Linked DNA regions of Homo sapiens: region 1 is linked to region 2. The links are chromatin contacts, found by Hi-C or POLR2A ChIA-PET in ENCODE. All regions are on one chromosome and are shown on one strand. The core of a region is the stretch at or near the end of the contact, and the rest is flanking DNA. Distances in the headings are between cores, read along the strand shown.

Region 1 (6,760 bases), core at 1,900-4,399, 54 kb after region 2:
GCATTTTGTTTGGGCCTTATGGGAGACTTCTAGTTGCATACCCAAAATTCATTCTCTCTTCTTTCTGGGAACAGGGCCACCTAACAAAACATTTCCTAGTCTTTCTTGCAGTTAGGTGCGAATTGTGACTGAGCTCTTGCCAAAGGGATGTGAGAGAAAGTGGGATGGATAAATTTCATCTCACTTGCTTAAAAGGAAATCCCTTGCCTAGACCTCTTCTCTGAGCTAGAATGTGGATGTGTCCATGACCTAGCATGGAGCAGAATCATCCCACTGGCTTAGACCAGCCAGCCTGTTATGCAAGAGAGAAATAATTTGTCTTACTAAAGCCGCTATATTTTAGAGTCTCCTTGTTACAGCAGCCTCCACATTATCCAAGCACAGGCTTCTCTATGGTAGCGTATTACATTGTCTGTGCTTTGTAATTATTTGTATAAATGTCTTATCAACTTTCTTTGGAAGTTAACTCCTAATCGGTCTTCCTGCTTCCTATCTTGCCTCCTACACTCTGTTCTCAGTAGCTGGGGTGATCTTTTTAAAAGGGAAGTTAGATTATGTCACTCTTTGCTAAAAATTCTTACTCAGTTAAAGCAAAAACCCCTAAAATAACCTATAAGGTTCTGCATGATCAGCACTCTCCCCACAATCCCTTTTTTTTTTTTTTTTTGGAGACAGGGTCTCTCTCTGTCACCCAGGCTGGAGGGCAGTGGCGCGATCTCGGCTTACTGCAATCTCTGCCTCCCAGGCTCAAGTGATCCTCTCATTTCAGCCTCCCCAGAAGCTGGGACTACAGGTGCTTGCCACCATGCCCAGCTAATTTTTGTATTTTTTGTAGAGATAAGGTTTTGCCATGTTGCCCAGGCTGGTCTGCAAATCCTGAGCTCGAGTGATCCGCCCGCCTCGGCCTCCCAAAGTACTGGGATTACAGACATGAGCCATCGTGCCCACCTGAGTCCCCCAATCACTGTTTTGTTTTGTTTTGTTTAGACAGAATCTCACTCTGTCGCCCAGGCTGGAGTGCAGTGGTGCGATCTCCGCTCACTGCTGCAACCTCTGCCTCCCAAGTTCAAGTGATTCTCTTGCCTCAGTGGGACTACAGGTGCCCACCACCACGCCTGGCTAATTTTTGTATTTTTTGTAGAGACGAGGTTTCGCCACGTTGCCCAGGCTGGTCTTGAACTCCTGAGCTCAAGTGATCCGCCCACCTCGGCCACCCTGAGTGCTGGGATTACAGGCGTGAGCTACCGTGCCTGGCCGGCCTCCAATCACTCTTATCTCATTGACCTCACTTTCCTCCTTTTCTCTTATAGATACATTCCACCTCCACCACACAACACTCGTCCCGCATTGGTATTCCTCAAACAAGCGAGATACATCTGCCTTAGGGTATTTGCCCTTTCTGTTCTCTTTGCTTATCGAGATATCAACATGGCTCATTTTTTTGTTTTTTTTTTCCTCCTTCAGGTCTTTGCCCAAATGTTACCTTCCAAGACAGGTCTTCTCTGACCACCCTACTTAAAATTGTACTCCTCTCCTCTACACTCTGGCACATTATCCCACTTTCCTTGCCTGATTTTTTTTTCCACAACACTTATTGCCATTTGACATACTATGCATTTTGCTTATTTACATGTTTATTGTTTGAGAATGTAAACTCCATGACAGCAGGGTATTTTTAATTGTTTACTAATGTATTCTTGTGCCAATACACAGGGCCTAGCACATAAAGAATGTTCACTAAATATTTATTGAATGAACGAATCCCTTGGGGCAAATACTTTGTAGTCCCCTCAACGCCTTGCACACTGCCTTGCATGCAATAGAACACTCAGTAAATATTTGATGAATGGCCTATGATGGAAGACTACTAATATTCTGCCTTGCAGTTTACTTCCTTCTCCAAGTATTCCTATATACATGGGCCTACATTAAATTTCTGAGCTTGTAAAAGTGCAAAAAAGGTCAGAAGGAGAAGTCCTCCATGGACACTGCTGAAAATAGCAGTAAGACAAAGACAGGATGCTGCTTTGAGTATTTTCTGCCTTTGCCACTTAGATAAATCCCTCTCCCACCTCCATCTCAGTTTTATCATATGTAAAACGACTATATGATCTCTGAGGTCCCTTCTATTTTTACATTTGGTAGTTATGAGCACTATGGTCACTTTTGATTCCAGAATTGTATGATTTTTATCTTCTCCTAACCCATGCTTAAAATATGCTTAATGGAAACATGGTGCAAGAATAAAGGCTCACTTAGGTCCAATTAACAAGTATCGCTATAAAAATAATAAAACATGGTGTAAAAGGCCACATTAGCAACATGTAGCTGATGACATTGAGGCTTACATGAGGCAGACAGGACTAAAACCCAGGTTTTTTCAAATCCCTTCAGGGCTCTTTATCTGAAGTCCCATAGAACACTATACTTTCTTTCCTTTCCGAGGGCTATAAAAGTTAGATCTTTATTGTCCAGATAGTTTGGAAAATCCATCTTCCTTCACTTGTTTCAACATACTTGGTTCCAGCACTAGAAACAAAACAACTTTCTCTTGCAGTGTCTCTTGGATGATTCAGGTGGCATGCCTTCAGTCACTTCCCCCATGTAAACTGTCTTGCAGGCAAAGGCGACACTGCAATTACAATGGGCAAGCAAACTCCTTGCATGCACGTCTGTGATGTAAAAGTGTTTTAATTCAGCCCCATCCTTATAAAGAGATAAAAAATGTGTTCAGAAACATGCAAACTCGTGGCTGTCATCCTGATAAACAGATTTTCTTAAAGGAAACTGTAAACCAGAGCCAGACTTACTTTCCTGCGCTGAGGGAGGGGAAATAAAAAAGCAGGCATGGTTGATTTCCCGCTAGCGGGAACGATCTGGCCTCAGACGTCACCAGCATCCCTCCACCCCCAGTCCAACGTCTCCTGTCCCCAACAGCCTAGCTACAGGGGGCCGGGCTATGGGTTAGTCTCGCCCCCGTTCATGCTCTTCACCCAATACCTGAGAGAATCGGAAGGAGGCAGAGCTACACCGAGGACCAAACCCCGCCCTTCGCTCCCTCTTAGCTAATCGTTGCCAGCGGGGTGTGGACTTCGCCGCTGACCCCACCTCCGCCGCTTTGGGTAATTTAGAGCCGCGCGCCGGGCGGGAATGTAAGATGGCGGAGTAGCAACGCAAAGCGCTTGGTATTGAGTCTGTGGCCGACTTCGGTTCCGGTCTCTGCAGCAGCCGTGATCGCTTAGTGGAGTGCTTAGGGTAGTTGGCCAGGATGCCGAATATCAAAATCTTCAGCGGCAGCTCCCACCAGGACTTATCTCAGAAAATTGCTGACCGCCTGGGCCTGGAGCTAGGCAAGGTGGTGACTAAGAAATTCAGCAACCAGGAGACCTGGTAAGGACCAAGTTGGGACCCTGACTAGACCTCACCTGCCCAGGCGGCAGAGTATAGGAGGGATGGGGTCGCCGCTTGAGCTCAAACAGACTGGGGGTTGGGGGGAGAGGGTGCAGCTCTGTGACTAGCCTACCCCACGGGCTGTTTCCGTTATTTTACCTCTCGCGGGAGGGTCACGTTCATTCTTACCGTGCGGTGGGGTGGAGTCAAAAGATGGAGTGTGAGGCGAAGCTTCTGCGTTTGAGGGCAAGGGCTGGGGGACCCAATAGATAGTGGCTGCATAGAGCGACGAGAGGGGACCGACGCTTAGCCAGGGCGGTAGGGACACGTGGCTTGGCTTTGCTGTTGAGCCACCCAGGCTGGACTGGGTTGCTTCAGCTCTTAGACTAGCTTGCATTTAGAGAGCCTACCTGCGTACTGAGCTCTCCTGGTCTTTCTTTTCCTAGAGTCCAATAAGCAGCTTTTTGATTCGAAATGGTGTTGGTCCGTTCGGCTTGGTGTTGAGGGAAACTGACATTATATACTGCAGGCGCCAAAATTATTACGACTTCCCTTAGATCAGCAAGCGTTGGCTTTTCTCATCTTATGAATCATCTACCTGAGTAATTGGAGCCATAAATCTAGTTGATTTGTTAAAGTGATGCGTTGACTCTGCATCCTTGATAGCCAGCATCTCAGCTTGAGCCATCCAAAAAATCTTGGAAATCTCAATTCTGGAATGTTTGACCTTCCCCAGTGCAGCTAGTGGTACAGATAATGCAAAAGCGTATTTTTCAGTAACCGAGTCCATCCTGGACTTGGCTCCTTCTTTAAGCTCTGTGTAGGGAATTTAGGAAACAATTTTATACCTGAATGTTAAAGATAATTGAGGACAGGCAATGTAGTGGAAGACTAGGATTGGACAGTGCATTGCAACTTGCGTTTTTTCCATTGCCTTGCCAGTAAAACTTGCTTCCTCGACTCCGACTTACACCCTCTACCGGCACCATGGGACTGTTTTAGAGATGACTTGGTTACCTGATTATTTCAGTGCCCCTTCCACCTAAGTGTGGGATCTTTAGTTTCTGATAGGTGTAATTTGTATTTTATTGTTACCCTATCGATTAAATCAGAGCCCTGCCCACAATCTTACAGATTTGTTAAGGGGAAAGTTTTCACCTAATAATCAGATAAGAATATTTCGAATATTTTTTCCTAAATGTTTTTGCTTACTTTTTTGCTTTCTTTGGACTGATTTCCAAGTTTAACTCGCCTTATCTCTTTTAGACCCAGCTGATAAAGTAATGTCACCGATAATGGACAGCTTCTTCCCGAATTATTGTGCTACTGATTGTGATGCAAATGATAGTGTAAACATTGCCATCTGTAACCAGGCAATACCTTAGTTAAAAGAGGCTTACAAACTGCTGTCTTTAGATTTTTCCAAACCATTATGGCTCATGGGCCTTAATAAAGAATACAAAACAGGACTAGACTTTGTGATTGGCAATATAGTTAGGGGACAAGAATGTTTTTCATTTAGAGGTTTTCTTTGGCCCCTGTGGATATTTAATCCTTTTCCTATGCGTCTAGGAAAAATGTGAAGGCATGAAAGCTTTATTTTCTCCTTGTGTTAATCCTTCTGCCCTCTGCATAATGCAGCACCCCAGAACCTGAGGCTATATTGGGAGAGGAGAGGGGGAGGACAACTTAGTTTTCTACTGATTGATTTCTATTAAGTCCAACATGGATAATTGCTGACTGGTTAGATTTTCTTGTTTCTGGCTTAATCATTAGCTTCTTGTTTCCTAGATATTCTGAAATCTTCATTGAACATAATCACATTTTTTTTTATGGAGTTCCCCCTATCTTTGTTTTTCCTATACTGAAGAAATGGTAACTGCTCCCTATAACTGCTCCCCCAGGTGACTCTTGGTTGATGCTCTCTTGAGCAGAGTAGCTTTTCTTCTAACATAAGGATCATCCTTGGCTGTCTGGTTATTTAGGAAACACACACACACACACACACACACACACACACACACGGAGGGGGTGGGTGTTAAAAGTGCTGAAATCAGAGAACTTGGATCTGAATCCTTAACCTTTCTTTGCCCCAATAATCTAATCTGTAAAGTAGTACCTACCCATACTGTTGTTATGAGGATTAAATGAGATAGAAGTAAAGTTCTTAGGATCTTGTCCAAAACATAATAAGTACAACAGTAAATGTTGACAAGAAGGGGTGGTGATAATATTGCAGAAAATGTGGAAAATTTAGAACACGGAAGGGAGAAGATATGCCTCTTAATTCTGCCACCTGACATAAATGTCACATTATCATTTCTGACCTCCCAGATATTTGTGTAAGATACACTTTTTCAAGAATGTTTAATACATTTATAGCTCTCTTCACTTAGCAATATATTTTGAACAGTTTCTCCCTTTAATATTTAGTATATATGATTTTCTTTTTTTATTATTAAAGATTTTAATTTATTTTTTAGAGATGAGGTCTCACTATGTTGCCCAGGCTGGAGTCCAATAGCTACTCACAGGCACAATCATAGCACACTGCATCCTCAAACTCGCGGGCTCAAGTGATCTGCCTGCCTCTGCCTCTCAAGTAGTTGAGAATACAGGCATGCACCACTGAGGTGGGCTAGTTCATGTAATTTTAAATAGCTATATAGTCTTACCTTATGGTTATGCCATAATTTTATATAACCAAATTCTTATTGGACATTTCCAGTTTTTGATCTAATGCTTTTATATGAAAATCCATGAACATAAATCTTTGACCATTTCTGATTATTTCCTTAGAATAAATCCCTAGGAAGGTAATTATTAAGTTAAAGGGTAGATACCATTTTTCAGGCTTTTGATACCTGTTGCCAAATTATTCCCCAGAAAAGTTGAACAAATCTGTCTCATCAGCAGTAATACAATATTAATAATATTTATTTATGTATTTATTTTTTGAGACGGAGTTTCACTCTTACTGCCCAGGAGTGCAGTGGTGCGATCTCAGCTCACTGCAACCTCCGCCACCCAGGTTCAAGCAGTTCTCCTGCCTCAGCCTCCCGAGTAGCTGGGATTACAGGCACGTGCCACCACGCCCAGCTAATATTTTGTATTTTTAGTAGAGACAGGGTTTCACCATGTTGGCCAGGCTGGTTTCAAACTCCTGACCTCAGGTGATCCCCCACACCTTGGCCTCCCAAAGTGCTGGGATTATAGGTGTGAGCTACCGTGCCCGGCTATAATATTTAATGTATAGTGAATGCCTAAGATGTGCTAGTTTCCATGCTAAGCATTTAGTATACATTGTGTTTAATCCCCTCAAAACTGCTATGAGGAATAACTCTTACTATCCCTATTTTACAGAGAAGAG
Region 2 (6,271 bases), core at 3,194-5,693:
TTTAAAGTAGTTCTCAGCCCTGACTGCACATTAGAATCATATGTAGAGATTTAAAAACCACTGGATGCCCAGACTCTTCCTCCCAGACCATTTAAAATAAGAATTCTGGGGGGTTGGGGCCCAGGGGTATACAGGTCTTTACCACTTCCAGGTGATTCTAATTTGTATCTGGCCTGAGAACCACTACCTTAAGTGATATTCTGCCTTGCCCCCAAATTGGCTGGCTGTGCCCAATTAGCCTTTCCCAGTGCTGTGGAGGCAAGAACCAAATATACTGATCCCTTGGGTCTCTAGACCATCATCTTTTACCCTTCCCCTCCAGGCCCCTTGATTCCATCCTTTTCCTGTTTTCAGGGATGCTAGAGTGAGCGAAGGCTACCCCAGGGAAAATCCTTTTCCTAGTTGGCATTTCAGAGTGCTAAGTGCCTGTTAGCTCCCAGGGCACCCTGGGAAGGAGATGTAGCTGAAGCATGTCAAATTAATCCCTGCTGTACCTTCTTCTGGCTGGCTCATGCCTCCAACTCCATTCTCCTTTCCTCATGCTACATTTGAAGATGGCCTGGGCATATTAATTAGTTTTCACTCAGCTTACTTGCTCTTAGTGGAGCAAACATGAGGTAGTATTCAAATATCTTTCTTCAAGAGATGGCAGCCTGGGACTGAGGCATACCTGGGCCATTACCATACCCCATTACCACAGAAGCACATAAGGTGGAAAAAGAAATCATCAAAGGAATGTCCCAAGGGATATCTTGTGGCCCAGTATGTGTCCTATTCTCATGTTTGAGCTTTATTTCTCTAGTGATCTCTGTAGGGACAAGCGTTACATTACACGTCATGATCATTAAAATCCTATCTAAAATAAAAAATTGTTTTTGAAGGTTTCTAAGGAACCTGTCCAACCTTTTTGTTTGCCTGCTTTTGATTTCATTTTTACCTGTTGGCAAAAATTTCATTTTTCTCTTGGCAAAAATTTCATTTTTCTCTTGGCAAAAAGTGCATTTGTGTTCCTTTTACTGCGAGCTGCATTTGGCCCATGCTGGGGCCAAGTTGGCTGTCTGGGGATGACAAGGAGAGGCTCCTGATGAGCTGTGCTGTGCTGAGCCAGCTGGGGTTGTGCTTGGCCCTCTCTGTGCACGGGATTTTGCTTTCGTGCTGTTTTATTACTGGCACTGGGCTATCTTGGGGGTAAGAGGGGAAACTGAAGTGGTCAGACAATGAAGTCAATCAGCCATTCTCCCAGCCTCCAGTCAGTAATTCTGTCCATTAGCCAGCCAACCAGCCAGCCAGGCAGCTCAGCGGTCAGAATGTGAGGCTGTTAGGCATTCTGTCTGTCCTGAGCTGGCTTGTCAACCAGGGCATGAGTGAGTCAGACTGCCCTGCAGCCGGCCAGCTCATTAGTCAGCCAGCCATTCAGCCTCTACTTTGGTCAAATGGTCTCACATTATATTTGTCAGCCAATGCTATTTTCTCAAAGCTGTCTCCAGTGTCTGAAACCAAATTAGTCACACACGCACACATTCACACTTACCCACCCACGTACCACTCCAGGACATTCTACGTTTGGGTAGCTCTCTATACGTTTTCCTCAAAGTACTTATCACACCTCGCAATCATATTTATTTGCATGGTTATTTGATTTGGGTTATGTCTTATTTCCTGCTCGATTGTAAGCTCCATGAGGGCAGGAACTAGGTTGGCCTAGTCCTGGAATGAATGGATGCATCTTTCACTTGGTCATGTTCTCCAGGAGGCATCTAGCCAGTTTATGGCAGCTTGTTGGGTGGACAAAGCAGGGCACAGGAGCATTTCAGCCAGAGGGAACAGCATAGGTTAAGGTATGAAGATGTGAAGGAACATGAGGAACTGTATTTGTAATTGCTGGAGTATAAGGTGAGGGACAGTGATGGGAGGGGAGCACCAGTGGAGTTAATGGGAGATATGGTTGGAGATGGAGGTTGGGTCCAGGTCCTGAAGGGATTTGTATGCCATTGTAAGGCAGTTGGATTTTCTACAGGTGATGAGCTATTGAAGATTTTAAATAACAATGAGACTTGTGCTTTAGAAAGAGCCTTCAGACTTTGGGAGCCTGAGACGGGTGGATCACTGAAAGTCAGGAGTTCGAGACTAGCCTGACCAACATGGTGAAACACCATCTCTACTAAAAATACAAAAATTAGTCAGATGTGGTGGCACACACCTGTAATCCCAGCTACTTGGTAGGCTGAGACAGGAGAATCGCTTGAACCCAGGAGGCAGAGGCTGCAGTGAGCCGAGATTCTGCCATTGCACTCTAGCGTGGGCATCAGAGTGAGACTCTGTCTCAAAAAAAAAATAAAAAAGCCTTCAGGGTCATTCAGGGTGTCTCATGCCTGTAATCTCAGCACTTTGGGAGGCTGAGGTGGGAGGATCACTTGAGGCCAGGAGTTTGAGACCAGCCTGGAAAACATAGTAAGACCACATCTCCACTACTACTACTACTACTACTACTACTACTAATAATAATAATAATAATAAAGTAGAAAAGAATCTTCAGGCAACAATATGGAGGTGAAGTGGATTCAAGTGGGTAGAAACTAGAGGGAGAAAGGCCAGTCAAGAGGTTATTGGAGGTTCTTGGGTTAGTGTATCCCAACCTTTTCCATATCATGAGAAATGTCACAATTTATATAACAAAACATACAAACAAACGAGGCATACATATATACCAGATGAGGCAGCTTGCGGCCAAAGGCAATAGGACTGAGAAGCCGAGAGGCTCAGTATCTCAGCACACAGGCCACCCACTCACAAGTACCTTGAGGAGTTTTGATCTGGCAGGAAGATGATAAGGTCCTGAAATGAAGCAGTGGCAGTAGGGATGGCCGCGATGTGAAAACACCTGAGGCAAGCCTAGTGAGTCTTGGGCCCTCGTGGTAGCCGCCATTTACACTCAAACCTCTGTATCTGTATATCCTTCTGCCATCAGTGGCAGGGCTACAGTGGCAGCAAGACAGCAAGAAGGGGTATCTGACTCCCTGCCCCCCAAGTTCATTTCCTTTCCATACTTTTTTGTCTTTATTTTGTTGTATGCAAGTTTGGCCATTCTGTTGTGACTGAGAAACATTCATTAACTGGAGGTACGAAAGTCCCTTCTACCCCTTCCTAATAATGACTAAAAAGTAATACCTGTCTCTGGCCCCTTTCTCACTGGAAAAAAAAGCCATTGCTCCTCAAGGTACAAACTGTTCCTTTTTCCTCCCAATGGTATTGCATGAACTCCATAGGAGCATCACTAACTTGTTGCCTTAAAGTTGGGGCAGAGTCCAAATGCCTTATTGTGGCATGCATTGTAATTGAATGTACAACAACTATGAAAGAATTCAAGTTAGTATTTGATCCAACACAAGACTGTGTGGTATAGACATAGCACCATATGATTTCTGCAATAGGAAAAGAATTTAAAGGAGTAGACTGGGCATGTTGATTTTTGAATCTCCAGCATAGAGGTTAAAGCAGACACCCTGATGGAGAAGAATTGAGGGCTGTAGACTGAGCCTAGGATATAGCTAGGGCGAGGAGGTTGCACATGAAGAACCAACCAAAGAGAGAGATGAAGATGGTCAGATTACAGAACCGGAACACATCTCACAGAAACAGAAGCCAAGAGAAGAATTTCCAAAGAAGGTGATTGCTGTTAGCAAATGTAATAACTTGAGATGTGTGATGAATGAATACAGTTGTTTCTAGCTGTAAAGAAGTTTCACTTCAGCGAGCGCTGTGGCTCATGCCTGTAAATCCCAGCACTTTGGGAGGCCAAGGAGGATCACTTGTGCCCAGGAGTTCAAGACCAACCTGGGCAACATAGTGAGACCCTGTCTCTATTGAAAAAAAAAAAAGGCAAAAAAGAAGTTTCACTTCTAGATCAGGTGGCTAACTATGGCCCATGAGCCAAATCTGACTCACTGCCTGTTTCTGTAAATAAAGTTCTGTTAGAACACAGTCATGCCTATTTGTTTAGTTTACAGATTATCTGTGGCTATTTCCACACTATGTACAATGGCAGAGTTGTTGTGACAGAGCCCGTATGGCCCACAGTGCCTAAAATATTTACTCACTAGCCCTTTATAGAAAATGTGTGTTGACCCCTGGCCTATATGAACTACAAAATATTCAACTCAGGCTCTGTGTTGGAATCCTGGGAAAAAGAAAACCACTGCAACTTTAGCTAACAGCTGAGCTGGTTTGGAATCAGAATTGAGCCCAAGGTAATGGTGATTCAGCCAAGGAAGGCTAATCTAGTTAGTGATCAAGTTCTGTCAGGTCTTCATAATGTCCCTTCCTTTTCACTGGACCAGCCACCACCCTAGTGGAGGCCCTAACCACCTCTCTCCTAGACTGTTGCAGTAGCCTCCTCATTGGTCAGAGAAGGGCCTCATTTCCTCTGCCTAATTCTCCTATTTCTTAATGCCTGGTCTGGGTGACCCACAGCCCCATGGCTCCCTCTTTAGCCAGTCTTCAGTGATCTTTATCTGGAAACCACTGCCCTATTCCAAGGAGAATGTTCCCAAGGCTGACTTCAGTCTGACTCAAACTTGGTCAAGCCATAGTTAAAATTACAATACAGATACTAGGAGGTTTTCTTGAAATAGTGCTGATTTTCTTGAATAGCATTGCCTGGTCTCTGAAGCAGTTAACCAGTTAACCCCAGGACTAATCTGACTGATTTAGAGTTAGGAACAGAAGTCAACAATGTATGCTAGTATTTCCCAAGGTGGGTTAACAACAACAACAACCTTGTTACCATGAGATTTTCTATAAAAATAGATCTTTGTGGTCTAATAAATTCAGAAAACTTAGAATATTAAAGCCTTTCTTTTGAGGTTTCCCAGTGCACAACTATATATTAAAGGGTCTTATGAATTCTCATAGTAAAACTATCTGCATAGTGTTATTTAACCCAATGTCACAAACATATTTGACTAAGGAGCTCTTTTAATAAGCACCAATTAACAATATCTCAAGGACACAGGGAAATAAAGGAAAGGGGATAGAGCATGACTCTTTTTTTTTTTTTTAGACGAAGTCTCACTCTGTCACCCAGGTTGGAGTGCAATGGCGCCATCTTGGCTCACTGCAACCTCCACCTCCCTGATTCAAGCAGTTCTCCTGCCTCAGCCTCTGGAGTAGCTGGGATTACTGGCGCCTGCCACCACGCCAGGCTAATTTTTGTATTTTTAGTAGAGACGGGGTTTCACCATGTTGGCCAGGCTGGTCTCGAACCCCTGACCTCAGATGATCCTCCTGCCTCGGCCTCCCAAAGTGCTGGGATTACAGGCATGAGCCACCGCGCCGGGCCGAGCATGACGCTCTGAGCAGAGCTGCAGGCCAGAAAGACTTTGGCCCAAAAGGCAGAGTTACAACTTGATTCCACAGAGATTCCTCCATGTCCAGGGAGGTGTTCTGGGTGTTACAGGGGCATGTGAAGATGAGCAAGACATAGCTCTTGCACCCAAGGGACTTAGAATCGAGGGTGTTCTAGGCCATTCTGAAGTCTAATCTAAATTCCCAGCTTTACCCCGCTCTCCCGGCTGGCCTGTGTATCTGCTGAGCCCTGGCAAACACAAATACAGCTACACAGCAGTCACATGAGGTTATATAATTTTAGTCCTTTTCAGCAAAGGTGGTTCATTAAATGTATAATTAAAGGTTGATTTAATTTTGATACCTGGGTAAGAGGTTATTACAAAGAAATTCTCAAATCAGAATAAACTATTTGTCAAGCCATGTGCCTCAATTTTTGGTTCAGACAGTATGGTTCCTTTAACTATGCAAGTCATCTTTTGCTAGCTACCATGCCTCTGAAAATGCATCTGCCTCCCTCCTTCCCATGTCTTCATGTTTCTTCCCTTCTCTTCTGCAGCCTCTGGTGCTGTTGATGGAGTGGCCTGAAGCCACCAACTTTGCCTGCCTGATCGCGGGGTACTGCCGCCTCTTGCTGGATTCCAGGAAGATGGTCTTCTCCAGGCCTGCCAGCCAGCCACTTCCACCTCCAATGATCAAGGCAGGTAGGGCTCAACCTCGGTTGGTTTTTGCTGTGCCAGAGGCCCTTTGGACCCTGAAGACATGGAGGGAAGAGCTTCTCTGCCTTAGTGCTCACCCCGTGCCAACAGTGCCTGATTTGCCAGGAGCCAACACTGTACCACTATATCCTAGCTGGCACAGCCCAGTGGGAAAGACAGCTGGCCTTCACATGTACTTGTTTCACAAAGGATACCTGTGACAACATTGT

The links. Hi-C counts contacts between places; a loop is a spot of excess contacts on that map. ChIA-PET counts read pairs that join two places held with the same protein, here RNA polymerase II (POLR2A). Pooled maps may share reads with other maps.
Region 1: a map of IMR-90 shows a loop between it and region 2 (4-fold over the local background). The contact joins the promoter of PRPS1 here to the enhancer-like site in region 2. A Hi-C loop is called at or near these places in 6 of 168 maps with a recorded cell type or tissue (IMR-90, K562, PC-3 and 3 more), 3 of 37 single-sample maps with no recorded cell type and 11 of 50 pooled maps. POLR2A ChIA-PET finds 5 or more read pairs at or near these places in 15 of 52 experiments (A549, AG04449, AG04450 and 10 more).

Annotation. Positions count from the first base shown.
Region 1 is chrX:107,625,361-107,632,120 of GRCh38, forward strand. PRPS1 (phosphoribosyl pyrophosphate synthetase 1) reads left to right here and starts at 3,150. Exons shown (of 7, transcript NM_002764.4): 1 at 3,150-3,390. The coding sequence starts at 3,269. RefSeq lists a silencer at 2,988-3,037.
Region 2 is chrX:107,570,413-107,576,683 of GRCh38, forward strand. FRMPD3 (FERM and PDZ domain containing 3) reads left to right here. Exons shown (of 15, transcript NM_001388459.1): 13 at 5,903-6,047. Among named protein-coding and RNA genes, the nearest start is that of FRMPD3-AS1, 28 kb to the left of the region's middle. Within about 2 kb of position 4,444, at least 4 of the 41 ENCODE cell types and tissues checked have a DNase peak (open chromatin) inside an H3K27ac peak, as active enhancers do; they include IMR-90, PC-3, PC-9 and 1 more, where a contact is called at or near this core.